Regions from separate parts of the Homo sapiens genome. Here regions 2, 3, 4 and 5 are each linked to region 1. A link is a loop called in an ENCODE intact Hi-C map of the cell type or tissue named here. Cell type or tissue: GM12878. All regions are shown on one strand. Links, peaks and the distances in the headings refer to the core of each region. The heading gives the core; the rest is flanking DNA.

What was found. Hi-C counts contacts between places; a loop is a spot of excess contacts. Peaks named below come from ENCODE experiments on the same cell type or tissue, not always from the same donor. Only the 100,000 strongest peaks of a DNase experiment are listed, where the experiment ranks them.
Region 2: a loop joins it to region 1, with 9 times the contacts of the local background. A loop is called at or near these places in 97 of 110 quality-filtered maps.
Region 3: a loop joins it to region 1, with 7 times the contacts of the local background. A loop is called at or near these places in 4 of 110 quality-filtered maps.
Region 4: a loop joins it to region 1, with 4 times the contacts of the local background. A loop is called at or near these places in 34 of 110 quality-filtered maps.
Region 5: a loop joins it to region 1, with 12 times the contacts of the local background. A loop is called at or near these places in 17 of 110 quality-filtered maps.

Annotation. Positions count from the first base shown.
Region 1 is chr14:60,181,906-60,188,067 of GRCh38, reverse strand. No RefSeq gene overlaps it. Among named protein-coding and RNA genes, the nearest start is that of DHRS7, 20 kb to the right of the region's middle. In GM12878, for the core only: CTCF peaks have their summits at 3,540 (motif pointing right) and 4,210 (motif pointing right); a DNase peak (open chromatin) is centred at 3,571; H3K4me3 peaks cover 553 bases; H3K27ac peaks cover 1,186 bases.
Region 2 is chr14:60,061,585-60,067,746 of GRCh38, reverse strand. LRRC9 (leucine rich repeat containing 9) reads right to left here. Exons shown (of 33, transcript NM_001395648.1): 32 at 5,568-5,736; 33 at 930-4,424. The coding sequence ends at 4,385. All of the region lies in intron 1 of PCNX4-DT (PCNX4 divergent transcript), which reads left to right. Among named protein-coding and RNA genes, the nearest start is that of PCNX4-DT, 27 kb to the left of the region's middle. In GM12878, for the core only: a CTCF peak has its summit at 3,056; a DNase peak (open chromatin) is centred at 3,040.
Region 3 is chr14:59,714,855-59,721,016 of GRCh38, reverse strand. All of the region lies in intron 3 of RTN1 (reticulon 1), which reads left to right. Among named protein-coding and RNA genes, the nearest start is that of MIR5586, 71 kb to the right of the region's middle. In GM12878, for the core only: no CTCF peak of the experiment used is centred there; no DNase peak of the experiment used is centred there.
Region 4 is chr14:60,324,106-60,330,267 of GRCh38, reverse strand. No RefSeq gene overlaps it. Among named protein-coding and RNA genes, the nearest start is that of LINC02322, 4.0 kb to the right of the region's middle. RefSeq lists a silencer at 2,040-2,349 and an enhancer at 2,460-2,519. In GM12878, for the core only: CTCF peaks have their summits at 1,439 (motif pointing right), 2,319 and 2,694; a DNase peak (open chromatin) is centred at 2,697; H3K4me3 peaks cover 1,026 bases; H3K27ac peaks cover 827 bases.
Region 5 is chr14:59,629,491-59,635,652 of GRCh38, reverse strand. All of the region lies in intron 3 of RTN1 (reticulon 1), which reads left to right. Among named protein-coding and RNA genes, the nearest start is that of MIR5586, 14 kb to the left of the region's middle. In GM12878, for the core only: CTCF peaks have their summits at 3,109 (motif pointing left) and 4,194 (motif pointing left); no DNase peak of the experiment used is centred there; H3K27me3 peaks cover 513 bases.

The DNA.
Region 1 (6,162 bases), core at 520-5,519:
AAAGGTACCCAGTGGGACTCGATGATCAGAGAGAATCAGGGAAGCTCTATCTCAGGGGTTAAGGGTCCAAACCACACTAAAAACAATTTTTTGAGCTAACTCAGGAAAGTAATCTTTATTTATAACTTAGAAAAAATATTTGCTAAGCATTAGTCTTGAAGTGAACTTTTGGAACACACCTGTCTAAAAACTTGATCCTGCCTGGCTTGTGTTTCTCATTGCAGATCATGGGATAACAGTTGTGTCTGTATTGTTCAGCGCCATGCTCCTCAGCTCCTGGAAATCTTAAAGAATAGTCACTGCCAGTAGGACTTTTTGTTGAAAGAGTACAAAGTACCACAGAGTGGTAGTAGATGATGGACTTTGGATTCAAGTGTCATCACTTTTGGATGTGTGGTCTTCTTTAATGTAATCTTCAAGACGCTCATCTGAAGTATCAATCTTAACACACTTGGTCAAATAATATGAAATGGCTTATCCATATCACATGCTCTCCAATGCCCGGCATACAGTATGTGTTCAATTAACGCCAATTCTCTTCTCCCTGCTTATCTGTCTTAGGTAGAACTCTTCCCTTCCTTTCCTAGCTCATAAAAATAAAACTTAGGTTCTTTTGCAAGTATTCGGAAGGGAAGTTCTGGCCTTACTTCCATCTATGATGTTCCTCTACAAGGGAGTAGAAAAGATTCATTTGATTGGTGAGATTTGGGGAAAAGAACCCCATGAGTTCACATGGAGCTTTTGTACAGATGACACAAAAGTGCTCCCTCTGGGTGGACACAGCCCTCTGTCCACAAGGCTTGATGGACGGATGGTATCTTTATGTAACATGGATTCAAACCAGTGAGTATAGCTTGGCTAGTGAAATGTGGACTGGATTTCAATCCCCACCTGCTCCTTGGCTGGCACCCTGTGCAGGGAGCAACCCGCACTGATGTAAGCATTCTCATTTTCAGAACTGCCCTGCCTGCAAAGGGCATCTTTTTTCCTCTGTTCCTGATTCTATGGGGTAATCACAGCTGGATCAAGGTCCAATGACAAGCTTCCAGAGGCAGGCTTGTTTTTCACTCCGTGCTGGTAGGTATGGGGCAGGTAGCTGTTTCCCCAGTGGGAATGCGGCTGTTGAGCAAATCTTAGCTGATTTACAGGGTCAAGAAATCTAAACCTGGGGGAAGGAATAGGAAGCCTGGTCTTGCCTGAAGGTCCGGTCCATGTAGCATTCTTTTTTTTTTTTTTTTTTTTTGAGACGGAGTCTTGCTCTATCACCCAGGCTGGAGTGCAGTGGTGTGCTCCCAGCTGACTGCAACCGCCTCCTCCTAGGTTCAAGTGATTCTTGTGCCTCAGCCTCCCGAGTAGGTGGGATTACAGGTGCCTGCCACCAAGCCCAGCTAATTTTTGTATTTTTAGTAGAGGCGGGGTTTCACCATGTTGGCCAGGCTGGTCTCGAACTCCTGACCTCAAGTGATCCTCCCACCTCAACCTCCCAAAGTGCTGGGATTACAGGTGTGAGCCATCTCACCTAGCCCATGTAGCATTCTTCACATCACTCCTGACTGTTGTTCAATTGGTTCAGAATCTATAGAGGAAAGGGATGAGATGAACATTTAAGAAACTCCAAGCCAGGCACCATGACACACGCCTGTAATGCCAGTGCTTTGAGAAGCCGAAGTAGGAGGATTGGAGGCCAGGAGTTTGAGACCAGCCTGGGCAATGTAATGAGATCCTGTTGCTACAAAAAATATAATTTACATAATTAGCAGGGGGTAGTAACATACTCCTATAGTCCCAGCTACTGGGAAGGCTGACCTGGGAGAATGGCTTGAGCCTAGGAGATCCAGGCTGCAGTGAATTATGATGAGGCCACTGCACTCCAGCCCAGCGACACAGCAAGACCCTGTCTCTAAAAAATAAATAACAAATACATACATATAGCTAAAATAAAACAAAAGAAACTCCAACACGTTTATGTGGTCATTGATTCATTTATACTACAAATGTTTTCCAGCATTTTCATGTGGCAGGTACATTGATATAACTTAGGGATAAAACTTTGAATCATATATAATTCTCTGTTCTAAAAGTACTTACAGCCCAGTGGGAAAGAGAAACAAGTCACAACAATATGGTATAACTAGCTGTCTAATAGACATATATATGGGGCGCTTGGGAACATGGGAGTAGAACAAGAACTTAGTCTGTGAGGGGCAAAGAAATCCAGATTCTTCCCAGGAGAGGTGACACCTGAACTGTCTTGAAGACAGAGTAGAAGTTTTGCAAGCATATATGGAGGTGAGCAGGAACATGGAATCTGGGGTGGTGCTCAAACTTATGGCTTGGACAACCATGTGAATAGTGGGGGTAGTAATTAGGGACGAAGAGGTAGAGAGAGAGAGAGTTTTGGATGTGTTGCTTGGAAATGATGGCCTGTGTGTGTCACCTGGAGTTGTGTAGTAGCCATATATGGCAGATACTGTATTAAGTGATTTCTATGCTTTATTTCATTTAATTTCTCCCAAACTGTATGAATTATATACAATTACCTCCACCTTACAGATAAGGAAAGCAAGGCTTTTCTCAAGGCCACACAGTGGCAGAGCTGCAATTTGAATGCAGGTGTGTCTATGCCAAAGCCCATATTCTTTCCAGGATCTGAAGCTGTTTCTGGGCTAGATGATAGAGGTCGGGGCTGAAGAGTCTGGGTTGCAGATGCTTAACCCAGAAATGATGACTCACTCATTTGCATTTGCATTTGCCTTGTTGCAACTGCGACTAGATGTTCTTGTTATAGTAATTTACATCACATGATTTAATTTATACTTGTTATTCTTCTTTTTTTGTAATGTGAGAGCTAAGTGTGCAGTGGTATCTTTTTATTACTGTTTATTTTTTCTTACCTTATATGTCGAAATTTAAGCCGCAATTCAGTCAGTTTTAATGCTATTAACAGTTTGCTGGCTGACTCCCAACCAACCACAATTTAATCTGCTTTGATAGGAGCATACCATTTTCACAGGCAGAAGAACCGATCATTGTAGTCAACCCAGCTCACAGCTTAAATGTGGTCTCAAGAAGATAAAAAGTTTATTCCATGAGCTAGAACTAGCATATGCATTATAAAAACTGCAGCTAGTGATGCCACAAAGAAAGCATTTATTTGAGTTTATTTTTGAAGCTGCCAAAGTAGAAAAACAGTCTGCTTTCACTCTGACCAGAATTGTCCCTCTCTTCTAATATCTCTCTCTCTAGCTTTTCCTCATCTCTATCTGCATCTCTTGGTTTCTCTGACTCTGTCTTTTCCTTCTTTGTTAACATGTTGGAATTCATTGTTTAAACTTATAATTCTCAAAACTAGAAAATCAAGGCCTCTTTTGGAAGAGGAAAATGTTATCCAACCAGATTAATAGGCATAGGGGAATATCCAAACAGCTGGAATGTCCTGGTTTTCATGTACCTTTCATTGAAATTAAGAAAAAATATCCAAAATTCTACATAAATCATGTTGGATGCAACGAATGAGTAACAAATACAAATCATCCAGTAGAGGGCGATGCTGACTTATTTATGGGTGCCTTCGGTAGAAAATGCAAATTAAGTAATAAAAGACTTTTCTTGACGTAAATTGTTCAACCAACATGCAGATCAGATGATTCTTAATGCAGTAAAATCATATAAATTCACATTTAATTGAATCAGATCTTGTGATAATTTGCTCAAAGACTGAATTAAATAATAGTTTTTAAATGCCCTGGGGTGAGAATTAATGAATCTGCTTTCACTTTTCCTTTAAACCTGGGGCTCTGTGGCCTTTAGAAAGCCTTTTAAGCTCTCCGAGCCTCATTTTTCTCACCTAGAAAATGACACATTTGGCCCAGATAGAGGGTAAATTCCCTTTTGCTTTAAGAAGCACTTATTCTGTGAACCAGTATGTTAAGCACATTAATTCTGTAAAAGAGATTTTCTGGGGAAGTTTAAAGTGGTAATTTCCAAGTCTTACTCCTCATCAGAATCACTGAAGTAGTCTCATTCCAAAGCCTTTGCAGGACTTTCCAGGAAATAAAGGGGACCAGATTGTGAGTGGTGTGGGAGAACACATATATCACTGGCTCTCCTGAGCCTTCAACTTTTATACACTTAAGAAGAAGTTCTGATGTCATACCAAGAAAGCAGTTTGAGTTCAAAATAGACATTTGATGTACATCAGGACATCAGAGGGCAGTAATTGTCTAGTGCTCATGTAGCTCATCTAGTTACTAGTGCTCGTGGAGCTGGTTCTTCCCTCCTTTCTGAGTCATGGAAGACTATACCTGCCAGCCTCCTTGCTTGCATTCTCACACAGAACTTTTTCTGTAAAAAGCCAGATAGTAAATATATTATTCTTTATGAATCATATGGTCCCTGTAACAATAATCAACTCTAGTGTTGTCATGCAAAAACAGCTGTATCAGTTGTCTATACCTTGTAACAATTTACCCAAAGTTTGGTGGCATAAAATAGCACACATTTATTATCTCAGTTTCTGTGGTTCAAAATCCTGGCATAAACTAGCAGGGTTCTCTGCTTCATGGTCTCTCACAAGGCTATAATCAAGGTGTAGGCCAGCCGTATGGTCTCTTAAGAAGGCTCAACTGGGAAAAGATCTGATTTGAAGCTCACTTATGTGGTTGTTGATTGGATTCATAGAGTGTTTGAGTGAGAGCCTTGATTCCTTGTTAGTAGAGGCCACTTTCAGTTCCTTGCCTGTGGGCCTTGCACACATGGCAGCTTGCTGCATCCATGCTTGCAAGCTGAGAAGGCGAGAGTGAGAGAATAATAGCAAGAGGAGGTCACAGTCTTTTCAAATTGAACCACAGAAATGACACCCCATCATTTTTTTCCCCGAGATGGGGTCTTGTTATGTTTCCCAGGCTGAAGTGTAGTGGCTATTCAGTGGTGTTATCATAGTGCACTATAGCCTTGAACTACCTGACTCAAGAAATCCTCCCACCTCAGCCTCCTCAGTAGCTGGGACTACAGATGCATGCAACCATATCCAGTTTCCCATCACTTTTGCTCTATTGTATTTGTTAGAAGCAAGTGACTAGATCCAGCCCCCATTGAAACAGGAGAATTGCATAAGGACGTGAATATTAAGGGAGAGGGATCCATGTCAGGAGATACCTAACACAGCAGCCATGGACAGTATAACAATGAGTGGGCAAAAATGTGTTCCTATAAAACTTTATTTACAGAAAAAGGCAGCTAGAGTAATGTCAGCAAAAATGGTAGAGTAGGTAGCTCCCAGAGCATGTCTCTCCACAGAAAAATCAAAAACTGAAGCAAAAACTCTCAGAATCAAGTTTGTGAGAATTCTGTAAAACAGACAAAAAAATTTACATCTCCAAAAGTGAATACTGAATGAAGAAAAAGGGAACTAAAGTGGTAAGCTATCAAACAGAGTAAAAATGTAACCAGCAAATGGAAGAAAATATTTGCAAATCATATATCTGATAATGGATTAATATTCAAAATATATAAAGAATTCTTATAACTTCACAATAGCAAAACAACAACAACAACAGCACACACATAAAACAGCTCAAATATAGGCAAAGGGCTTGATACAGCATTTCTTCAAAGCAGATGTAGAAATGGGCAATAAACACATGAAAAGATGCTCAACATCACTAATTATTAGGAAAATGCAAATCAAAACCATAATGAGATACCATCTTACATCCATTAGGATGGTTACTATCAAAAACTAGAAAATAACAAGTGTGGCTAGTAATGTAGAGAAATTGAAACCCTTATGTGTTGTTCATGGGGCTGTAAAATGATACAGCCACTGTGAAATACAACATAGCAGTTCTTTAAAAAGTTAAGCATAGAATTATAATATAATCCAGTAATTACACTTCTGGATCTATACCCAAAAGAACTGAAAGCAGGAACTTACACAAATATTTTTCCTTTTTAGCTGACATGTAGTAATTGTACATATTTATGGGATACAGAATAATATTTCAATACATGTATGCAATGTGCAATGATCAAATCAGGGTAATTAATATATCCATCACCTCAAACATTTATCATTTTTTGTGTGGGGAATATTCAAAATCCTCTCTTTTAGTTTTTTGAATAATTAATACATTATTATTAACCATATTCAGAATATAGTTC
Region 2 (6,162 bases), core at 618-5,617, 120 kb after region 1:
ATATATTTTACTGATTAGTCTTTTTTGGTTGTTCTTTGAGAGACACACTTGTAAAACATTCTGAGAGGGAAGGGAGAGGAAGAGCTATGCTATAATTAAAGATGGAACAAATAGTAGAGCCAAACCACTAAAATTATTGAAAACATTTTCTAGAAAAAATAATGTTCTACAATAAGCAAGAAGAAAAACGTGCAGCTCTTGATTAAAAGCTATAGCTTTTAAATCACTCCAACCCCACTGGAAACAAACAAAAATCATATCACCATATCTTTTTTCTATTTAAACTATAGTCATTGTTATTTTTGTGGTTTACAAAAATAGTAAGATTATCACTAATTCTTTTCCTATTTATAATGTTTAAAATTAACTGCTGGTATAAAATATTTTTAAACATTTAGAAGTTAATTACAATTATAAAATTAAAAACCAAATGAAAATATAGAATGCTATTTGTTAAAAATTCTTCGCATCCCTTTCTATTTTAATGTTTGATCAAAATGTAACTATTTTGAAAAAACAAACTATGTTATCTCAATGGATTTTTATTTAGAGCATATAGAAATACTGTTATTTTTAATGATATTAGAAAAAATCTGTTCTAATTTAAAATTTAGCATTTCAGAATCTTTGGAATCTTATATGGAAAATGACAATGTTGATAAACTGACTTTTTGATTTACCTAAAAGAGCATATAGTTAAGGTAGTGCTTAATAAAATATAAAAGATAAATAATTTGACTTCAGCTAACTAATACCTTCAAAGCTACTTCTAAGTTCCTTTGAATGTGCTATTCTATTTTTATATTACAACATTGTATGTCTTTGCTATTAAATCATTCATTTTAGCTTAATTTTAAGGAAAAATCATTACCAAAACAAAAATCTTAAGATAAAAATGCGTAAATTAAGTCTGAGAAATGTCTTTTGAGTAGTTTACAAAACAATTTTATTCACAATGGAAAGAAAAACAGTAACAGTAGAATGGTATAATTTACATATTTGTAAAGTAAAAACTTGCAGAAATAATATTACTAATAAAATAGCTGTGGTATTTCTTACTGACCTAGTTCTAAAAGGCAACTGAGAATTTAAATTGCAGTTCAGCGTAGGTTTTTCTTCAAAAATACTTCAATAATGGAGAAGGGAGGAAAATGTAGAAAAATGAACACATAGTTAGCACTTGCAGGTGGTCCAGAAGCTCTAAGTTTTATAGTAAGGCATCAGAAAAACCAGCCGGTTTCTAGCCCATAACCAAAATGATTTGGTTAGCTTCACTGAATAACCAAAGGAATTTGGCCGTAAGTGCTTGCTTCTACTAATAGAATATTATAATAATCTTACCTCCCTTTATGTAAGTAATATTTAATTGAAGCCAAGAGCCTAGAGCATGACTAAGAGTGAGATCTAATGTTTTAAAACATTAAACACTTTTCATAATGTAAGATAGCTTATGAAGAGTGAAATGGCATGTTACTTAAATATAAGGGTTATTTGTAAACTAGTCAGGAGTGCCTGCAAACACACATACATAGTGCACACTAGATATTCTAGGCAAAAATATATTCACAATCAGTTAATTTTGTGTCAATAGTCAGAAAAATCTAAGACTAGAAAAATTAGAAGTAAATGGCCAGGCATGGTGGCTCATGCCTATAATCCCAGCACGTTGCGGGAGCCGAGGCAGGAGGATTACATGAAGCCAGGAGTTTGAGACCAGCCTGGGCAATATAGTGAGACTCCATCTCTACAAAAATTTTTTTAAAAATGGAAGTAAATAGTAAAGTTTGTATTGGACAATTAATCGCAGTTAATTTTATATATAGAAATCAGACTAATTTCACACTGCCTGTATTCGGTTCAGCTTTGGAGGCTTCTAATCTATAAAGTGCCTTAATTTCTAGCTTACCAGGTTGTTTGTGGAATTGTCTTTAATGAAAACAAGTTATATAATCATACATTTGCTTGCAAAATAAATCAAGACATTTGCTGGGAGCAAAGACATAATAACTTTACTGGATAAATTATACATTTTATCTAAGTGAAATACCTTGATGAATAAATAGTTTACTCTCTTTTACAGTTTTTTTTTTTTTTTTTTTGAGAGGGAGTCTCACTCTGTCACCCAGGCTGGAGTGCAGTGGTGCCATCTCAGCTCACTGCAACCTCTGCCTCCCTGGTTCAAGCGATTCTCCTGCCTTAGCCTCCTGAGTAGCTGAGATTACAGGTGTACGCCACCATTCCCAGTTAATTTTTGTATTTTTAGTAGGGATGGGGCTTTGCCTTGTTGGCCAGGCTGGTCTTGAACTCCTGACCTCAGGTGATCTGCCCACCTTGGCCGCCTAAAGTTCTGGGATTACAGGCGTGAACCACTGCACCTGGCGTGGTGGTGTAATTCCAGCTACTCAGAAATTTAGATGAAAAAAAAATTTTTTTTTGAGATGGAGTCTTGCTCAATTTGTCTGCCTCAGCCTCCCTAGTAGCTGGGACTACAGGAGCACACCACCACGCCTGGCTAATTTTTGTATTTTTAGTAGAGATGGGGTTTCACCATATTGGCCAGGCTGGTCTCGAACTTCTGACCTTGTGATCTGCCTGCCTTGGCCTCCCAAAGTGCTGGGATTACAGATGTGAGCCACTGCGCCCGGCTCAGATGACATTTAATTAACAATTTTTAAGAATTATAAATAGCTCAAAATTTAACAATGTGTACATAAAAATCACATGAAGATCTCAAATGTATTAAAAGTCCATAGGAAAAATGGCTAAAAGAAAATATGCCAAAATGCTAAGTGAATACAGTGTAAGTTATGTTTTTTCTGCTTTATATATTTCTATTCTGAACATTTTTCTCCAGTGAAACCTATTACATTTATTTTCCCACTTTGTTATTTTAAGACACTTTTTATTATAAAAGTAACATATATTCAGCATTTAATTTATACATAATCATAAAAGAAAAAAAGAAGATGATGCCAATTTAGTAATAAATAGTGAAGAGTAGACTGTCACAACACTATAATGAAAGCAGTTGTCAAAACTAAAGGGCAACAAAGACATCTTCTGGACATCTTAAGAACTGCATAGTTGTTTTTAAACAAAAGATCCTATTTCCACCTAAATGTAATAGTTGTTTAAAAACCACACATTACAAAGAGCAAAATCAATCTGTAATTAGGTTTGAACTTTTAAATATTACATGATTAAAGTAAAGACATACAGCATTTAAAAAGAAAAATACAAAATTGTTGCATAGACATTGGAATTATATCATTTCCAAAGTACCTTTAAAACTATTTCCAGACAGATTATAAAGTCTACATATTTTAGTTAAAATAATTTATTTTCGTGTAAGGAAAGTATAAAATATTATGAAACTATGTGTACTGTTGAGCCAATAACTTTAAAATTTTGAATAGAATACTTCATGAATGATGGAGCTCATTTATATCAAAATATGATTGGCAATTTGGTTATCAATTTTAGTAACTGTAACAAGCAAATTCATAACCACATTTGATTAATCTGTGATACGTCCTAGTACTATGCAATGTAATAGTTTAGAAAAGTTCAGTGAAGTATAATTATTGAAGGTCATATTTTTAAATGTGTCCACTCAGTTTGAATACATGTTCTCTTCAGCCTGAAACTACTTGTAAACTTGTATCACTGTAGGTGTAATTAAATGATTTGTATTTGAAATCGGACGCTTTTTTTATTCTTAGAGCATGAAGGACTGGTTGCACCCACGGTTAGCCACATTTAGAAACTACTATTGATGCCCACAATTTGCATCTCTAAACAATTTTGAGGGCCGATCTGGTTTGAGGGTATTTTTTAAAAAAATACAGTCCTAAAAACCAATCTGTAGTTCAACTAGCAAAACTCATCTTGCTTTAGTAATAGTTGTGTTTGGTAAGAAATGTGCTGTAGTTTTGTGTAATCTCAAATGAATAGATACTCTACAAATGAAAGTATGCCTATTTCCTAAAGTTATCTTTTCTCAATATCTTCCTATGACTTTTCATAATGACATTTCATGACTAAATGTTTCTAATACTAGAACTAAGCATTCAGTTCTCTGGACTTTGTTTCATGTCACTTTTGTCTTTTCAAATTGTAGTCTGATGTAATAGTTGATGATTTTTATGATATAGAAATTCAAACAAATAACTAAAGATAACCATAAAGAAAGTTTAAGAGAGGTGATATTAAATCAAGTTCATGAAGGGTAATAGATTATCTTCATATGGAACTGAAGTGCTTCAGTAACTTAAGTAACATGATTATCTTTTTTTTTTTTTTTTAACTGACCACTGTCCGCTAGTTTTTGTACAACTACTAAACAGGTGAGTTTCTTGGTGTATGCTCATTTCTCTTTAGGCAGTTACATTCGATTTGATCTTGGAAAGTTGCTCCCAAAAATTCTGTAAGAAATAAGATTTAATTAGTCAAATAGTGGTGACTTAATTTTGTAATGGATCAGCTAACTTAAGGTAATTCTGCAATAAATAATTTCTGTATTTTAGATGTGCGCAATTTCAAAAAGACAAAATTATCCCATTGGTGGCTCACACCTGTAATCCGAGCACTTTGGGAGGCTGAGGCAGGTGGATCACCTGAGGTCAGGAGTTCAAGACCAGCCTGGCCAACATGGTGAAACCCTGCCTTTACTAAAAATAAAAAAATTGGCCGGGCATGGTGGCGCATGCCCGTAGTAATCCCAGCTACTCGAGAGGCTGAGGCAGGAGAATTGCTTGAACCCAAGAGGTGGAGGTTGCAGTGAGCCAAGATTGTGCCACTGTACTCTAACCTGGGCAACAAGAGTGAAACTCTGTCTCAAAAAAAAAAAAAATACTGTGGACTCAGTGGGACATGGCTGATTAAAGCAGGAGGAGTCAGTGCAGCAAGAGCCAAGCCTAAGCTAGATCTGCTGCTGAGGTAGGTCATTTTAACAGATGAGCAGGAGCAGGGATGCCAGGAAGATGGGGGACAGGTAATACTTGGGAATCTAAGAAGTCAAGTGTTGAGCAGAAGAGTGTATTCTTAATGAGAACTAGCAATGTTCTTAGGCTTTGAGCTAGGCTCTAGGGCTAGATTCAGACTGGAGAAGGAGGCAAGTAGGAATTTTAAAGAAAATTCGGAAGAATTTACAAAATTCTTAGCCTTCACGGTTTCAGAAAGTTGAATTTATCTGCTGTTTACAGTATAAGTGAACTGCTTTGCAAATTCAGTGAGTAGAGTGAGTTGGTAGAGGATACAATTAAAGTAGTTCCCATGTAGCTATTTCATTGTTCCCTCACTAGTGAGCACTAGTACTCTGAATTATTTGACCTTGATAGCCATTTCTCAGCCTTTTTGAATTACTATGTAAATACACTGGACTTTGGGAAAGGTTTGGTGAACGTGGGAATTAAGAAGTCTTATGCTATCTGACAGTTTTTTCTAGTTCCCAGAGTAAATATATAATAGTACATAACAATATTTCCTGTTATACATGACTAGCAAATATGGAGAGTACTTTTTTAATGATGAGAAATGATATTAAAACACAGAGAAAATAGCTTTACCTTCTCTTATCTTGGTTGCTCTGGTATATTTGTGCAGTAGGAGATGCAATATTCTGATGTGATAAAAGAGATGGAGAGATACTTATCCCTCTGAGTTGCCGAAAAGCTATTTCTGCATGGATGCTCCGAGGATTATTTGTCAGAATCCCAGCATTCTTGTTTTTTTTGTCTGAAATTAGAAATTAGAAATTTGAAAAATTAAAATTATGAAACAATGAGAAACATTAATTAACATAAGCATTAAGCAATATAGTTTGGTTGTCCTTCAGCGGAATGTATGCAATACATGTTTCATAAAGTGAATTTAAAATTTCAAATAAAAATATAGAATTATAATGTATTTTTAGCACTTGATGTGGCTTAAATTTCTGTGAGCTAGTGAATCAGTTTGATTTTTCCTAGATAATGTTTTAAACATATAAATATCCAAACCTGCATGCTGTAATAAATGTACAGATAAAGTGATTATACTTTTAAAAGGTGGGGCAGCACAGTCAAAAAATAGGAAAGAGATTGTAGGACTTTTTCAGCGCATAACAAATCTTGAAGAAACTAACAGGCATACCTTGAAATATTGTGGGTGTGGTCCCAGACC
Region 3 (6,162 bases), core at 616-5,615, 470 kb after region 1:
AAAAAAAAAAAGTCATTATACCCTAGTCCTGTATGTGTTCACTTTCATGAGACTGTATTAATATACCGGGCTATAAAGATTCTTGGAAAGTCTCTTTCTTTCACAATACAGGTGTTAGATTCCACTTGAGCTCTATGCCCCTCCACTGAAGCTGCTGTTCTTTGTCAGCTTTCAACAAGATGGACCAGTAACTGCTGGATAAAGTGTGACTCCTGTGTTGGTATGTGCTATGCCATGGAAATACTTAGATGGAGACATCGATTTTCCACCTTAGAGTATTTTTTTTTTTTTTTTTGAGATAGGGTCTTACTCTGTCACTCAGGCTGGAGTGCAGTGGCGCGATCTCAGCTCACCGAAACCTCCACTCCCAGGTTCAAGCAATTCTCCTGCTTCAGCCTACTGAGTAGTTGGGACTACAGGCATGCACCACCATGCCTGGCTAATTTTTGTATTTTTTGGTAGAGACAGGGTTTTGCTGTGTTGGCCAGGCTGGTCTTGAACTCCTGGCCTCAAGTGATCTGCCTGCCTTGGCCTCTCAAAATGCTGGAATTACTAGCGTGAGCCACTGCAACCAGCCCACCTTAGACTATTGAAAGCAACTAAGCTACTTTTATGAGACTTTGCCCAGTGATAGAAGGAGCTCTTCTGGTCTAGGCAACCCTGGATGAGGCTGCCAGCAGCCAGCTGAATTCATGGCTTTTCTTTCTGAAGCTGTCACAGAGTTAGCAGTGTTCCAATTGCATATCGATCTATGTTTTTTTTTTAAAATGGTGGCTTCACTGAGTGGTGGGGTTTCCTTCTCAGCCTTGGATAGAATTGCTGCAAATCTTGGTGGCTCCAGCACTTATTATTTCTAGGGACAGTTATTCTTGCCACTTCAATTCCAAGATGTGTGTAAAGATCTAAAATGGTTATTGTACCTTGGTAATACTTTTAATACCAAATCTTTGGGACACAATAAACCCTCCTAGTAAATTTGGTTTGGGCATGCAGTAGGGCATTGATCAGCTCCTGAAATGGAATCGAGTCAACCTTAAACTTGCCTGTAGAGGGAGAGCTCCCAGGCAGCAAACATTTTTATGCCTCCAAGAAATAATGATCCTATTTATTAATAAATGGCAATCCTAATTCCCTATCCAGGCTTTTTTCTCCTCTGTTCCTCACATAGATCAACCTAACTTATAATAATGGAGTTTGGAAGACATAATTCAGATACTTCTAATTCTCAGAGGCAACATGAGGTCAAGGAGATTCTCTAGTCTCAAATACTAACCCTACTTCCCTCTGAAGTCTGGGTGGGATCCTCATAGACATAGTTTCTGCACTTCTAGATTCTATCTTTGTGACCCCACAAAACACTCCTGCAATACAAAAATACAATACATAAATTTCACTCAAGGTTATGCCAGTCCCACCTATTCATACATCCATCTTTCCTTTGATTCAACCAATATGGCATAGGATGTGCCTGACACTAGCAATGTAGTGGTTACCAAAGCAGACTTGAATCCACCCCTCATGGGGCTTACATTCTGGTGGAAGAGGGAGTAGACATTAAGAAGAAAATCAACAGAGTGATGTGTAAGAGACTACCTGGTGGTGGGTGGCACTTAGGAAGGTCAGAGAAGGCCTCTGAGAAGGAGGAAACTGAGAAGTCAACTGTGGCAAGAGCTGGTTAAAGCAAGTTCCAGACAATATAAAATGCAAAGGCCAGAGACAGGAAAGTTCTAGGGATATTCTATACATGGGAAACAAGTTGATGTTGCTAGAATGTGGTAGGCAAGGGGAAGAATGGCAAGAAATAGAGGTGGAAGATTGGCAGTGCCCTTCCATGCACACATCATGGTGCTGAGCTTGGTCTTTCCTAAGCATTCTAAGAAGCCTCAGAAAGATTTTTAAACTAGAAAGTGACATGACCTCCTTTGCATTCTTTAGAGGTCACATTGGCTGCTGTAGGGAGAAAGAGTTGAAGGAGGACAAGCAAGCATGGAAGCAGGAAGACAAATTAGGAAGCTCTTGCAGGCATGAGATGGCAATGGCTTGGAGAGGTGGTAGCATTGGAGATGAGAGGAATGGATGGATTTGAGATATGCTTTGGAGATGGACTTAATAGGACCTACCGATGCTTTGGATTTGTGGTAGGGGTGACTTTATCCCCAATACCCCTCAAATTATATTTCAGTTTTTGTCAACACAATGATTACAAAGAGATGCAAAAATATTTACAATGGGGAAAAATACCCCAAACTTTGATGCTGCTTCATTAGTCATTGAACTCGTTTTTTTGTGTGTCTGCTTTTGGAAAAACTCATCCATTTGGATTATGATAGCACTGAAATGATCTCCCTATTTGAGCACTGTATCTAGCATATTTTCCTGGCCAAGCAACGGGTTTAATATATTTAGGTGATGGTGATGTTTGGGTGGCTGACACTGGAGCTGGAATGGTCCAATATGGCACTTGTGGAGGTTAAATAAGACCCTTAGTGAGATAGGTAGGGATTATGGTCAAGCAAGTTGGTTATTTAGAGTTAGATACATGCTTGCCTAGGGCCAAGAAATCACAAAAGCTTCAGAAAGTCTAAAGAACATCCCAAATGTGAATCAAAATTTTACTAACAGGCAAGGAAAAGTCAGAGGCTAAAGTTAGAGCGAAGGCAGCTTTAAAGTAGATACTCAAACTGGGGCTTCAAGTTGAGGCAAGCACATCACTCAGTCTGGTTACTTCAGCTCAAGACTGCAGTCGGCCATGGTCTCTATTGGTGATTTACTCAGAGATTCCTGAGTCCGCCCCGTCTCTGTAATGGCACTCCTGGATTTTAAGTGACCTAGGTTGAAATGGTGGTCCTCTTGGCCAGGCAAAGCATTGATCCAGGACTTTTCTCTTTCCTTGTGGAAGTGGGTGTGAATGGCAGGAAGAGCAGATTAGGGGCTCAGTGGAACTGATCAGTTTTTCTAGATAGTGTTTCTCAAAGGGTAGTTGGTAGACCATTTATATCGGAAGCAGTTTGTTGAAATACAGAATTCCCGGGCTCACCCCAGGATTTCCTAGGAAGGGGCTAATGCATCTGCTTCATTAAGTAGCTCCGCAGTTAATTGTAGGCAGAGAACTTGAGAATCATTACTCTAGGGACTATGTCGGGGCTGATCTCTCAACGTCCTCAGAGTAATCTTTGGCAGGTTTTTCCTCCAGTAACCCAACTTTTTCCAAGGCCAGTTGGATTTTCTGTTTGGGCTTAGATGTTAGTTTAAATGGTTCTTGTGGGTAAGTAGAATTTAAAGTGAAATGTATACTGTTTACTTCGAGACTTCCACCTCCGTATGGGAGAGTGAAGGGGAGATCATGTAAACACAGCCTGGTCTTGCCAGCTCATCCAGGGGATGCTACCTAACATCTCTCCACCCCACAATGCCACTAGAACAAAGGCCCCAACAGTATATGGTGGCGACACAGAGGAGCTAACCATTCATTGTTTCAGTAGTTTGGGGCCTCCTGGGTGAGAGGAGTCCTCTGGGTGATCTCTGTTCATAGCCTGGAAAATTTGTAGCAGGAGAGGGAGAGGAGTGGGGTTGAGTTGTAGTCTTCCACTCACAATCAAGAGTAACCGGCATGACTTTATTACACAAGATCAAACATTTCACTACCACTAATAGTAATCCAGTTCAAAGTTGCATATTCTGGTAAATATAACATTCTGGCTTAACTCTTCCCTTCTGGCAGGCACTTCATTTTCTTACAACTCTTGGCTGAGCACTGAAATCTTGGGAGATTTATCTGCCTACAAAGCACTTGCAAAAGCAGAGTATGTGCCCCAAAACCTAATTCTTTCACTTCCAAATTCACTCTTGTTTACCTCTCCCTAACATCTCTAGGAGCTCAGTTTGATTCTACTTCTGAAAACGCAAAGAAAATCAAGTAAAGCAGAAAGATGCTTTTGTATTGATTATCCCCACTCACTGTTAATGTCTATTGCCATCCAGTGGTTGCCATGAAAATATTCAACCTCTACTTCTTTTTTTTTTTTTTTTTGTTTGTTTGTTTGTTTGTTGAGATGGAGTCTCGCTCTGTTGCCCAGGCTGGAGTGTAGTGGCATGATCTCAGCTCACTTCAAGCTCCGCCTCCTGGGTTCACGCCATTCTCCTGCCTCAGCCTCCCGAGTAGCTGGGACTACAGGCGTCCACCACCACGCCTGGCTAATTTTTTTTTTTTTTTGTATTTTTTTAGTAGGGATGGGATTTCACCGTGTTAGCCAGGATAGTCTTGATCTCCTGACCTCGTGATCCACCCGCTTTGGCCTCCCAAAGTGCTGGGATTACAGGTCAACCTCTACTTCTTCTCACTCACACCACCACAATTTGAACTTTACAATAAGATTTCTTGGATTATGATATAAGAAGATATGTCTTTAAATGAATTTACAATGTTCACATCGCTGTACTGTTTCTGTGGTGATTGATTATTTAAATTACCCTCCGAATTTTCCTTGAAACAAGCACAAAGACAGAGTTCCAAAAAATATTTCCAAATGGGTAACTTAGTTTTCAGCAGAATTAGTTGTAAGGCTAGACCATTTGGCCTCTACCAAAACATAAAATATAATACCATGTAGAATTTATGAACTGTGCTTTCCTACTAATTGGAGTTTTGGGTCAACATCTTCATTTCAAATTGAAGTCAAGGGTTGAGGTACAGTTTGTTGTTCTAGATTATTTCTCATGGGTAGAAGAACCAGGATTTAAAATAAGATCTACTCATTTTCAGCCAGTGTCTTTTTCCAACTAAATTGATTTCCAGGTAATTGGCCTGCTTACAAGCAAAGCTAAATGTTCTCTATGGCAAGTTGCTTTAGAATTTGGAGATTTAAGATTTAATATCAAAAATGTATATAGATGTAAATAGTTTTATAATGCTATATAATATAGGCAGCTAGTTCAAGTGTTAGCATGGTCTGTAAGCCGGAAATTCAGTCCAATCACTTGGAAAGCATGTAATTATTTTCTTTAGCTTAGCCAATTTATACTTGAATCTTTTTTACATAGAATCATGGTTTTCTTAAATGTTGAAAATAAAGAAAATCATAAATAAATGATTCTAGAAAGTTTGGATATAAGTAAAATAGTCTAATTGTCAATTTGTTCCTTTTATTTTCTTCCTTCTCTCTTTGTTAGGTCCACATTTTTTTTTTTTTTTGAGATGGAGTCTCACTCTGTTGCCCAGGCTGGAGTGCAGTGGTGCGATGTCGGCTCACTGCAACCTCCACCACCCAGGTTCAAGCAATTCTCTTGCCTCAGCCTCCCAAGTAGCTAGGATTACAGGTGCCCACCACCATGCCTGGCTAATTTTTGTATTATTAGTAGAGATGGGGTTTCACCATTTTGGCCAGGCTGGTCTCGAACTCCTGACCTCAAGTGATCCACCTGCCTCTGCCTCCCAAAGTGCTGGGATTACAGGCGTGAGCCACAGCACCCAGCCTAAGGTCCAGATTTGTAATGCCCTTTCTTAGTCCTCTGAAAACAGAATCCTGAAATTTGGAGAAGTTTTTATATATTTCACCAAGACATGCTATAGTTCTAAAGCCAAAAATCTTGGCTTTGAATGATTTATAAGTCCTGTTATGATTTACATTTTAGTTCTTATGGAGACATCTTTTCCTCAGGGCCCACTACTCTGGCTAAAAACATAAAGGGACTTGTTGATGAGGAAAGTCTCAGAGCCAAACCTAGAGCCTGAGGGCAAAGTTCTCTGAGAAAGAGACACTTTTGAGGTTCCAGCCTTACTGTTCCTCTGTCAAATTGGAACTGATTTGCCTCTGGGATGAGACATAAGGTCATTCACCTGAACTATTAAGTTTTGTCTCTCCCACTGTATATATTTGCCCCTGTAGTTTATATCAGTAGTCCCCAACCCTTTTGGTACCAGGGACAAGTTTCATGGAAGACAGTTTTTCCATGGGAAGGTGGGAGGGTGGGATGGTTTCAGGATGAAACTGTTCCACCTCAAAGCATCAGGCATTAGAGTCTCATAAGGAGCATACAGCCTAGATCCCTTGCTTGTGCAGTTTACAATAAGGTTCACGCTCCTATGAGAATCTAATCTCCTAGTGTCACTGCTGATTGGACAGGAGGTAGAGCTCAGGAAGAAATGCTCACTCACCTGCCGCT
Region 4 (6,162 bases), core at 482-5,481, 140 kb before region 1:
GAGAATGCAAAAATCCATGTTTGTAAAATGAGTGCACATGAGTTTATAATAGAGTTCATTGACTTAAGCACGAGTGTCAATTTGTGAGCTTGTATGTCTATGTGAGAGACAGAACAGTCAACTACACCTACTATTCATTGTGGCCTTATGTGGCATTCTTGTATGAACTTCCAAATACTCCTTAATGTAGTTGGGTGTGGTGGCTCACACCTGTAATCCCAGCACTTTGGGAGCCTGAGAGGGGGCAGATCACTTGAGGTCAGGAGTTCCAGACCAGCCTGGCCAACATGGTGAAACGCTGTCTCTACTAAAAATACAAAAATTAGCCAGGCGTGGTAGCAGAGGCCTGTAATCCCAGCTACTCAGGAGACTGAGGCAGGAGAATTGCTTGAGCCCAGGAGGTGGAGTTTGCAGTAATCACGACATTGCACTCCAGCCTTAATAAGCAATTGGTAAAATACTTACCCACTGTACCATAATAAATTACTATTGCTGTAGCCAAAAGCAAATAAATTTGAAAGGTAGGTTAGTTTCTTCTGGCTTATCTAAGGTGGATATACAATGACTTTCAGGCTTTGGAAATCATTGAAACATAGCTCTTGGATCCTGTGGCAGAGATAAGGGAATCATTCCAAAACCTGGCCACAGAATTGAAGCTGTGTAAGGAGGGAAGTGAGGACATGATGAGGGTGAGGGAGAATTTAAAAGGTGGTAGGGTTAACAGAACATGGTCCCAGGGAAGTTGAGTACCAGAGGCCCTGCATTTTCCATGTGACCTAAGGGTTCCCAGAAATGGAGACAGGAAGTCCATGTTTCTTAATGCCTCACAGTCAAACTCCTACTTTACACAAACCCACGTTACTGGGGAAAGGTTCGCATGTGGCCAAAGCACCCTCCACCAGATAAATGCATAAAAAAGGAATTAAAACTTTATTCTATTCTTTCAAACATAAGGGTTCCTCCATCAGGTATGCCTTTTTCTTGGCAATTACTGAATAATCACAATGATAGCTTCACATGTATGGAGGACCCTCAGTGTGTCAGAATTCTTGTTAAGTCAAAAGGAATAATTCTATTTACAGGAAACAAAGGCAGCCCATTGTCAGGCTGACACTGTCCACAGATTTTATCCATGTAGCTTGCTTCTTGCAAACTCCACGCAGGCAGGGATTCTTACCTGTTTTGTTCAGGTTCCAAGCACCTGGGCTTAGCACATAGAAGGCTCTTAAACATTTGTTAAATGAATGAATGAACCTCAACCTTTCTCACCTTCAGTGAAAAGCACTGCAAGGTGATTGAGGAGAAAATAAGGAAGCCTTAGTCCCTGACATTTGTTGAGAAAGGGGTCGAGGAGATGATGAGGGGTGGGGAGAGGAGGCTTTTCCCATGGAACTCTCCAACACTGCTGCAGAAAGCCAAGCACATGACATGCACCACACGACCCCTAGGTGGTGGTCCTTGCAGCCGATTTCAGAGACCATAGCCCCAAAAGTGCAGAGGGTTCCTCTGTTCCCTCTCCTTGGACAGTTCCCATTAGTCTGTCTGGCCTTACCTTTCTAAAGAAATTTGCCGCTTGAAAATCACAGTGATGTACGTTATTGAGTCCCCAGAACTCTCAATCCCCTCTGTTTTTGCCCATCCCAAGCCCAAACTGGCAAGCTCTCTTTCTGCCCGATCTTCCAGGAAGCTTCCCCAACTGCCACAGTCCTGTCCAATTTCACTGAATTTTATTATTTTCAATAGACATATTTTTTAAATGTCTCTCTAAAAGCGACTTAAGATTATTATGTAAGATTTTTATAAGATTATTAACTTTGTAAGATTTTGCCCATCTGAATCAATCTCCAAATCATAGAAAAAATGTTATTGACCTGATAATCGTGTTTCAATCCGGGGTTTGGAAAAGATGTTCACCACATGGAAATCATGGCTAAGACCCATTTCGCACAAAATGCACACTCAGGCATGGTTCAGTATCACGGTGCAGTGTGTGCGTGTCGGGTACCTCACCAGCCACACTTCGGCTTTGTAAAGGTGGGTTGGGGAGCCGAGTCCTCCCATCCTTTCACAGCCCCCGCAGGCCCTGGGTGAATGCTGGTCTAGTGAATTCACAGCTCCCGGGCAACTCCCAGCCGCGAGGCGGGGCGGCAGGGTGGAGGGAGCCACCCGCGGAGAGGCCTCGACCCCCACCCCAGCGAAGCCTAGGGCCGGGGAGCTGCACCTCGGCGCACCCCGCCTGGCGCCCTGAGCCCGCGTGGGCCCGGGCCGGGTTTGCGGGGAGGCAGCTCGGCTCCCGGAGGTCCTCCCGCAGGCGGCGCCCTCCGAGCCAGGCGCGAAGTGCACCCAGGCCCCGCAGCCCAGCGCCGCGTGGCCATCCAGAGGGATTTGTCAGCGCGCCCTATATAGCCGCAGACAGCTGCCATCTGTTATGTTTAGTAACACCACCACGCCGCTCCCCCTTCCTTGAGAATAAACCCGCCTTGGTCATTAAGCCACGAGGATATTTTTTTAACGACTCCCACTCCCTCTTGCAAGCAGTCTTAGCTCATCAGTCCGGGTCTGAGTCTTGAGCGCCCAATTCTGCTTCCTCACTGCGTCCTGGGCGCTCTCTGAGCTGGACGAGCCATCCACTGTGGGCTTGGGCCCCGGGCAGGTGCTTACAGGAAAAGGCGGAGACAGCGCCTCCCTCCATGGGTGCAGCGAGGAGAAAAATCCGTGGTGTGTGACCATTTTAATGCATCGCATTTCAGTTCTGCAAATGCAAAGTGTAAATTAGGCTAGAACATGATTGTGAATCAGACCAGACGTCATGATTAATTTATCACTGTGCTCCAGATACATCAGCTAAAATAATATGAATTTAAAGTAACGGTTCCTCCCGCCTTTGTGTTTGCTGGTGAACTCTAAAGAATAGATCACTAGAGAAATAAAGGAACTTAAGAGTCCACTCTATTCTCGTATTAGCGGAGCATGAACATAATTAAACATTCTCAATAAGGTTTCTTCCACCGTTTGAAATTAAATTTGCCCACCCACATTTTGTATCCGTCTGTGTAACACTCACTGATGCACCCTGAGCTGCTGATAAACATTGAGGCGGAGATTAGCTTTTTCATATTTCAGGTAACATTTATGATGCCTCAAGTTCTGGTTCCCAAACTGGCTGATTATCAAAATTGTCTAGGGCCTTGCCACTAAAAGTGTGGTCCATGAAGTAGCGGCACGGTATCACTTTTGAGATCGTTAGGAATGCAGAATCTCAGGCCCTACTCAGACCTGTTGATGGGAGTCTAAATTTTTTACAAGACCTGCCCTCACCACATCACCACCCCCATTAAAGTTTGAGAAGAATTGATGTAGTTTTTTAAAAACCACAAATACCTTTGCTCAGACATCTATATATGTTTAGTAAGCAGCCGAGTTGATTCTTATAAGTTGAGTTGTCAAGTTTGGAGGTCACTGGTCTTTGAGGCTCAAGGTTCAGATGACTTTTATGCTGATGACATGAACCAAATTTATTAAATCAGTGGAACTCTCTCTGAAAGTTTGGTACAGGTGAGTTTATCTGTTTAGTCATCCATGAATTACAAGAAAGCTTATTAATTATTTAGTTAAATAATGACACATTTAGTCCTCCAATTAGGAAAGCTCAACACTAGGAAGGAGGATTTTCTCCTTATGTAACTGGCTCATTCACTCCCAGACTGAGTGTAGGCATGAGGAAATCTTTTGCTTGGCCATCAAAGCCGCCCCCACCCCCTTCGAATGTTCTGACTTTCTTTATAACAGTACCTTTCATTCAGAAGAATACAAACATCCCTTGTGCTGCTGTTCAGTGATGTTGAGGGCTGTACTGGAGGACTGTGTCTAGTTCTGGACCTCACAATAAAAGAGGGATGTGGGGACCTTGGCAAAGGTTCAGAAGATATTTGTAAAGGTTATTTTTTAAATTCAGAATGAATCTTCACATTGTGTGGCATTATCTATAAAATGGACATGAAATGAACTTTGACTGTAGCTTGAGATTTTTACTTTAAGAGAAAAGCAATTGTAGAAATAAGTGGAGGAAGAAGAAAGAATGTCTCTTGAGCACAAGTTCTCACCTTGTGCATTAGTTACAATGACCTGGAGAAATTTTTTAAAACCCCAATGCCAGTTAAGTTGGGGGAGTCTTTGTGGTTGGGACCTGAGCATCAATAGTTTTTCAAGTACTCCAGGTGATTCCAATGCACAGCTCCTGAGCAGTGCTGCTGCAACTTTAATGTCATTGGCACCACCTGGGAAGTTTGTTAAAATGCAGATTGTGGCCGGTGCAGTGGCTCACACCTGTAATCCAAGCATTCTGGGAGGCCAAGATGGGCAGATCACTTGAGGCCAGGAGTCTGAGATCAGCCTGGACAACATGGCAAAAACCTGTCTCTACTAAAAATACAAAAAGTAGCTGGGTATGATGGTGCATGCCTATAATCCCAGCTACTTGGGAGGCTGAGACACCAGAATCACCTGAATTCAGGAGGTGGAAGTTGCAGTGAGCTGAGATTGTGCTACTGTACTCCAGCCTGAGAGAGCAAGACTGTGGGGCAAGAGATTCTGCAATTCTAAGAAGCATCTAAGTGAAGTCAAAGCCCTGGTTTTATGAACCAGGCTTTGAGTAGCAAAGGCTAGCGGGGTTTGAAAGTAAACTAAACTCTCTGCCAGGAAAAATCCATGATCTTATTTTCAGGCCATCTCAAAGTCTCCTATGGCTTTATGACACCTGTCAACATGCAAAAGAGATAACTCCAACCACCACATAAGCCAATGAAAAGAAAACCAAGCCAAGTGCGGGTGCAGTGGCTCATGCTTATAATCTCAGCACTTTGGGAGGCCAAAGTGGGAGGATTCTTGAGGACAGGCATTTGAGACCAGCCTGGGAATCATAGCAAGACCTCATGTCTTTAAAAAAAAAAAAAAAAAAAAGTTTAAATTAGCCAGGTGTGGTGGTGTGCACCTGTAGTCCCAGCTACTTGGGAGGCTGAGCCAGGAGGATCACTTGAGCCCAGCAGTTTGAGACTGCAGCTGCAGTGAGCTATGCACCACTGCGCTCCAGCCTGGGTAACAGAGTTAGATGCTGTCAAAAAAGAAAAGAAAAGAAGGAAAGGAAGGAAGGAAAGAAGGCAGGCAGGAAGGCAGGAAGAAAGAAAAAAGAAAGAAAGAAGGAAAGAAAGAATAAAAGAAAGAAAGAAAGGAAAAGAAAAGAAAAAAGAAAGAAAGGACAGAAAAGAAAAGAGACAGAAGAAAAGAAAAGAGAGAAAAGAAAAGAAAAAGAAAAAGCAAACCGGAAGCCAGGGTGAGGAACACTGCTTTGGATGAAAACATTTAACAATGAACAGTATCTCCTTGAATTGGAAAGTATTTATAGGAGAACTTAAAAGAGAGAACTTTTTCTGGACAACATTACCATCCCTATTCTCACAATTCCATTTCTTCAAGATAGCTTTAGTAGTAAACAGAGTTGTCATATGTGTAATGGGGCAGATGATCAAGTGCAGTGGCAGCTGGGGTGTAAGAGCTGCTATATCTATGCTAGTAACATTTGGTCCAAAGCTGAGCCAGCTCAGAACCTAGATGTTTCTCTGAATTCTGGAGATAGTGAGAACCAGCCACTTTGTCAAGAGATTCCATTCAGCTGTCAACATGATGGCACAAGTCGGTAAAGCAAAATTTAAAAATGTTTAAACTTGAAAATGTCCACAGTAATATTTATAGTTAGCCTAAATGAAAAGGCTTTACATGTACTATCTCATTTAATCCTTGCAATAATCTTATAGATAATTACTATTATTATCCCGATTTTACAAATAAGACAACAGAGCTCAGAGAAGGCAAGACACTTGCCCTACTTTGAAACTAAACTAGAAACTAGTGTTTCTAGAAACACTTTCTAGAAACTAGAAAGTGGCAGAGCCAGGATTGGAACCCATTCGTTTGATTCCAGAGTCCCCACATTAAGCTCAACAGTGTGATAACAAAGCTAGTTTGCCATTGGGGATTTTCTGTCAATATTCCTGCTGCTATAAGCAGTGTGTTCATGTTTTCCTTAGTGTTTGGTCTAAATATTTTTCAAAAGCAGTCTTTTAATTTTTTAATTAGCTTGGTTCCCCAACAATAAAGCTCTTTAAA
Region 5 (6,162 bases), core at 522-5,521, 550 kb after region 1:
TTCTTTTCCGCTGACAAATATTTAATACACAAATATGAGTTGCCAAAGTCTACAGCTGGTACTTCTATTTTCCTCCTAAACAATGAAAGGACTGTAGAATGCTTTTACTCTTCCCACTCCCTTCCACCTTATGTTCTGTTTTTGTCTCCTGTTTTAATTTTACCTTTCTTTTATAAATCCTCAAGCTGGCCTTTAATAATTTTTATGTCCAGCATTTTTTTCATGCAATTCATTTCTAAGGTTCAATTTTTTTCTTCCTAAAGTGTCACCTTTGGTAGATTTTTCTTCAGGGTCTGCAATTAGTAAATTTTCTCATTGATTACATATTTGAAAAGGTCTGTTAGTCTTGCTGGGTATAGAATTCAAGATGATGATTACATTCGTTTGCTACTTTGAAGATGTTATTTTCTCAAACTATTAGATTCTGGTTCTATTAAAGACTGCTGTTGGTCTAACAGTTTCTCTGAGGTAATCTGCCTTTGATTTATGCTTGCTTTTAAGATTTTCTCCTTGTCTGCGATGCCTTACATGTTCACTATAATGTGGGTCGGGGTATTGATTTATTACTTGTCTTGCTAAGGGCTGATTGACTGTCATAACCCTAGAATTTATCATTTCTGGAAAACTGCAAATTTGGATAAATTATTCAAGTTCCCGTGTTAGTCCACTTCTCAAAACCCTTCAGTGTCTCCCTCATTTACTGCCAGTATTACTACTCAGGACTGGCATGATCTAGCCCCTGCACATTTCTGTAATTAAGTTTCCCATTAATTCCATTTCTGTCTGCCAGGAAATCCCCATGACTCAAACTGGTGATGCTATTTCTTGTTCATAACTCAGCTCAACTTTACCTACCCTCTAAAGCCTTTCCTGAAACCTGTTCTTCTCCCTAGCCACTCTCTGTTTGTGTACCCACTCTTTCCTGCTCATAGGTCTGTTAGTTATTGCATTTATCTATTTATGTGTAAAATTTTCCCCCTCTGGACTCGAGTTCCCAGTGGGCAGCTCCCTTTGTATTTATGGAGACAGGTCCTTAGTATGGGCTCTATAAATATTTGTAGATCAAATGAATAAATGAATCAAGAAATAAGGGTAAACACTAACTCATAGGGATCTTGTAACAACTAAATGTATACCACATGAAGAAGCACCTGGCAAATAACATGTGCTAATCTATTGTTTGAAACTCCATATTCATGCATTATTCTGCTACAGTGGGTTATGTGCCAAACTGGTTGCCTTTTAAAATTTCCTTATTCCATATGGCATAGAGTTCTCAGTGTTCTTTGATCATAATGAAGTATATTTTTGGTTCTGTGCCTTTTATTCCAATTGCTATATTTCTCAGAACAAGAAAAAAATGAAGATGCTTATATAGTGTACCAATTATTACATTCTGTCATGAAAACGCAGTGCATCTGTGAATGTTCTTCTCCCATATATCTTAATGGCATTCTCCTGCTCCTTTAGGTGTCTGCTCCGGGCCTTTGCTGACCCTCCTTATAAAATAGCAAATTTTCACCTCACCTCCACTCTGTCCTCTTTTATGTGCTTTATTTTTCCCATACACTTGTCTACAAATGAATATTATATATTTACCTTTTTGGTTATTATTTGCCCACACATAAACACCAGCGTATAAAGTAGGAACTCTGCTTTATGCCTAGAACAGTGTCCAGCACACAGCAGGTACTCAATAAATATTTGTTGAATAAATGTATCAATGCAGATGCCACTGATTCCCATCAGTAAAATTCTGGTGCCAGAGGAGACAGACACAATAAAGCCACTCTGGGAATGCTAGCCTTCAATATTAATCTTGACCTGGGATGAGATTACAAAACTTGACTATTTTGCTTTTCCTGAGAACAGACTGCCTAATGCATGATTTAATCCTGAAAAGTAAAGAAATCACTTCCTCTCCTGGCAAGCACCTTAACCAAGTTCTAAGCTGGCTGCAGATAAAGCCCGTCTGTTCTCTACTGGTTTAAAGATAGTGGCAGTTCCTGCCTACTTTTAGCAAGCTTTATTTTGCTTTCTGTTTTCTTTCACCACTTAAGGAAAATTTACATATCTTCTCTACCCATTTTATCGTTTTGATCTTGGCAAGAGCTTTCAATTAATACTGTGTGAGCAGTTGTGCAAAGAAAGCACCCATTTACGATGTTTATGGGAAATAAATTCTTATTATTTCATAATGACAAACACCTAAAGCTTCCATTTATTTGTATTATAATTATGAGAGGTCCAGAGATGATAAATGACTTGCTGAAGGCCATGTAGCTAACTTTTACAATACAGGTGATTCCTAGTTTTCCGTGAATAAGTTCATTTATGTTTCTCTTACCACCTACACATTAAGCTAAAGCCCGCCAATTTTTACTTCACTAGTGTGAATCTGTCTGTGAAATAGCCATCTTACTTCCTCAACCTTCAACTATCAAACTGTTAGAGTGGATTTTTGTGTGCCATCCAACATCTCTCTCCACACTTAGTATGAATGAAAATAATGTGATCTTTCAGCCAAGCTGACATTCCAAGGTCAGCTTTTAGACGGGGTCTCACTATGTCACCCAGGCTGGAGTGCAGTGGTGCGATCACAACTCACTGCAGCCTCGATCTCCCTGGGTTCAAGTGATCTTCCCACTTCAGCCTCCCAAGTAGCTAGGAGTACAGGTGCATGCCACCATGCCCGGAAAAAATTTTTTTTTTGTATTTTTTTTAGAGATGGGGTTTCACCATGTTGCCCAGGCTGGTCTTGAGCTCCTGGCTCAAGTGATCCACTCACCTCGGCCTTCCAAAATGCTAGGATTACAGGAGTGAACCACCGCGCCTGGCCCCAAGGTCAACTTTATGGTCAATGAAAACGCCTGGCCCAGAAAGTCTGACCTAATGTATCCTCCACTTTAAAGAGAGCTTGCTTCTCCCTGTTCCTTATTGGGAACATTGTGTATTCACCATACACACTATACAGACTGTCAGATTGGCAGTACACGCTGTTTCCCGTAATGTGGTGGACACAATACTCATCAGTAAAGGTACCTGCTGGCACCTTCTGGACTTAGGGAATGATAACTGGGGCTATCATTGGACTGGCAGTGCCTCCTAGTGGCCACAGCTCTAAAGATCTCCCTCCAACTGAAAAGCAGCCAGGGCAGCAAAAGCCCACCAGGCAACCCCTGCCTTACCCTCTCCTTTCTTCTCAGTCTTGTCCTCATATCATGCAGTGAGAAGTCGGTGCTGATCAGGCTATCATCATATACCAGTCTTTTCAGTATTTAACTGACAGAATTCCCAAAAATGACGTGGCAATGAAAAAAATTGGGAGGAGGGAGGAAAGGTAGGGAATACAAATAGAAAAAATAATCAAGAATAACCTTAGAGTAGGTCATTGTGAAAAGTGCTTTGTAATAATGTGGTCATTGTTGTTCCTTCCCATCAGCCCTGTGGGAGCTCTGACACCCCATTAAGCTTTATCAAGAATAATTTCAGATATGTTACAAAGATACGCAGAGAGGCCCAGCTGGTTTCTCCACAAGCTTGTATTCTGAAAAGAATACACATGATCCCAAAGATCGTATTTTAAAGTGTATATGCTTCATTAAAATGAAAGATGATAAATCATGTCTACAAGCATAACCTTGAGATTACTGTCCTTAGGCCCATGCTGGTGTGGGGTATGCAAATGTAGATTTTGATCTGGGAAAGAACACCTCTGGCAACTGTAGAAGAATCGGGAAGGCTCCACTTCTCTATGAAAAAGACCCTGTAATGGATAAGGCCATGCCACAAGATGAAGTGGAAAGTTTGTTCCTGCTCCCTCTGAACTCTTCTGTATGCTCCCGTGGTCTCCAGGGCATTCTCTGTCCTCATGCAGTGTCTTGTCTCCTCTAGGGACCCCTTCCAACAGTACCTTCTTTTCCAGACAATGCCCACATTCCAGTCCTTTCTCTTTCCTATTTCTACCTTTTCTTCATCAAAATACATTTATCCCATCCATTCCTTCAGGGTCTTGATGTATGTTCTGATAAAGTAGTTTATGGTAAGATTTAAAAAGCAGGTCACCACCCATTGTTCTGTTCCTTCCTTAGACATTTGCATTTTAACTGTGGACTCCTGACATCCTTAACTACCTGGGCTTGGAAGCCAAAAGTCTTATCTCCCAAATACACACCACCCACCTCCATTGCCCCCCAGTGGTCAATCCCAAAGATGACACTGTTGAGACAGAATGCCCTTTGCTTCCCTGAGTTCTGTTTGAACGTCCCCACAAATGACACCCTTGGATTGTCACTGCATTGACCAATGACTCCACGTACCAGAGTCCAAGGGCTTTGGTCTGGGGTCTACAGGCACCGCATTCTGACATGGATTCCTTCAACCCACAAACAGAGAGGGGTAACCCAAGAAATACACAAGCCCTCTGGGACAGAGCAGTAGGCTTTCTCTCCAGTGATTGTTGCTTGCCAACAAAGGTTTTGGATATCTGTGGAATATTCCAAAAGGAGAGAATCTGGCAATTCTTCAGAAGATTCTGGGCAATTAAAATTCATCGAGTTCAGATTTTTAAGAGTTAGAGGGAGAAGTGAAAGGTAAACGGTGGCAACAATTAGGGAACATTATGCTGCAAGCCTGACATTTATGATGCCGTTGACTTGGTCTTGTCCAGCAGGTTTCTTGGGTTTCTCAGAAATTTCTAGAATATGCACCTCGCATATTCTGGGAGTCAAGAACTCCCAGGAACAGCCCAAGTCCTCCTCCTCTCACCCCCACCGTCAGCCCTTTTTCCCCTCCTCCCAAACCTCCCACCCACTGTCCGCGTCAGCGCCTTCGCGGCCAGAACCGCTTTACCCGTCTCCAGGGTAGCACCCTTGGGCAGCCCAGCCAACGCTGTCGCGTGGAGCGGCGCCCGCATCCCCATGCGCGCAGGCGGCTCCGGGGCCGCGCCGCGCTGATTCGCTGCCGGCCGCGCAGACTGCGGCGCCAGCGACGCTCCCGCCCCTCACCGCGCGCCGCCTGGTGCAGCCTCAGTCTCTCCGCAGCCGCGCGGCCACTGCGAGCCCAGCCGCAGCAGCCGGGCACCAACGCTTGAGTGCACGCTCGGCGCCCCCGAGGAGAGCCACGGCGAGCCCCCAAAGCCCGCACGATGCAGGCCACTGCCGATTCCACCAAGATGGACTGTGTGTGGAGCAACTGGAAAAGTCAGGGTATTCTCTTTATTTCAGTAGTGCATGCCTGAGGCGCACGGGAAACCCGGGACCTGGACTCGTCCATTGTGCATCATTTCACCTGTGGGACCTGTGCATGCTTTATACCCCAGAGCTTTGTGTTGGGGGGTAGTAAACCTCTTATTTCAAGAATCAAAATGGATGGTGCTTGGTTGTTGTTTTTTTCTTTTTTTTTTTAACCCCACCCCCACCCCTTTGTTTTCTTGTTGTAATGCTGGTATTTTAAATAATGCATCAATCGCCTCCTCCGGGAGTTCTTTTGGGATCTGTGCATCATTCAGTACTTGTTTAATGTTTTCTCATCCCCGGAGTTAAAGTGCTTTCTTATTGTTCCATGCATCCCAGTGCATTTATTTCTGCCCAAAGGTTGAAATCTCCTGGCAGAACCATTAACTGAGAGGGCTGGAGTGCATCCTTTTAAGAGGGACACACCCATTTCAGGGTTGTTATTTGTGGTCACACAAAGGAGAGTGGAGATGCAGACTAGCTCTCGAAATCCTGAAAATATGATGGCGTAGCCACATATTAGGATGGTTCACTTTGAAATATTTGGGGTTTTTTTCTGTCATTGGAGTAACCTGTGACTACTATTTATTAATAATAGGTATCTGTGAAATAAATGGAGGGAAAGAACGAAACAGTGCCCGTGGCCCTTGGTATAACAGATTTATTTTGGAATAGTCCATATTAGCACTGGGTGTGGCTACCCTCCAGCCTCGCTTGGATTGCTTTTCAGCCATTTTTATTCAGCCTCACACTTCACACATCCATCTCTCCTTTGTTACATTAAAATTCACCTTGCAGTTACAGAGTATGAGGAGAAAGATAATTTGCAAGAATGAATTGTGTGTAGTAACTTGGGTGTTTGTCGGAGGTAGTGTCTTTTCATATTTAACAAAGATGGTTCTGAAGAAGGCGCGTTTAATTTAACCTG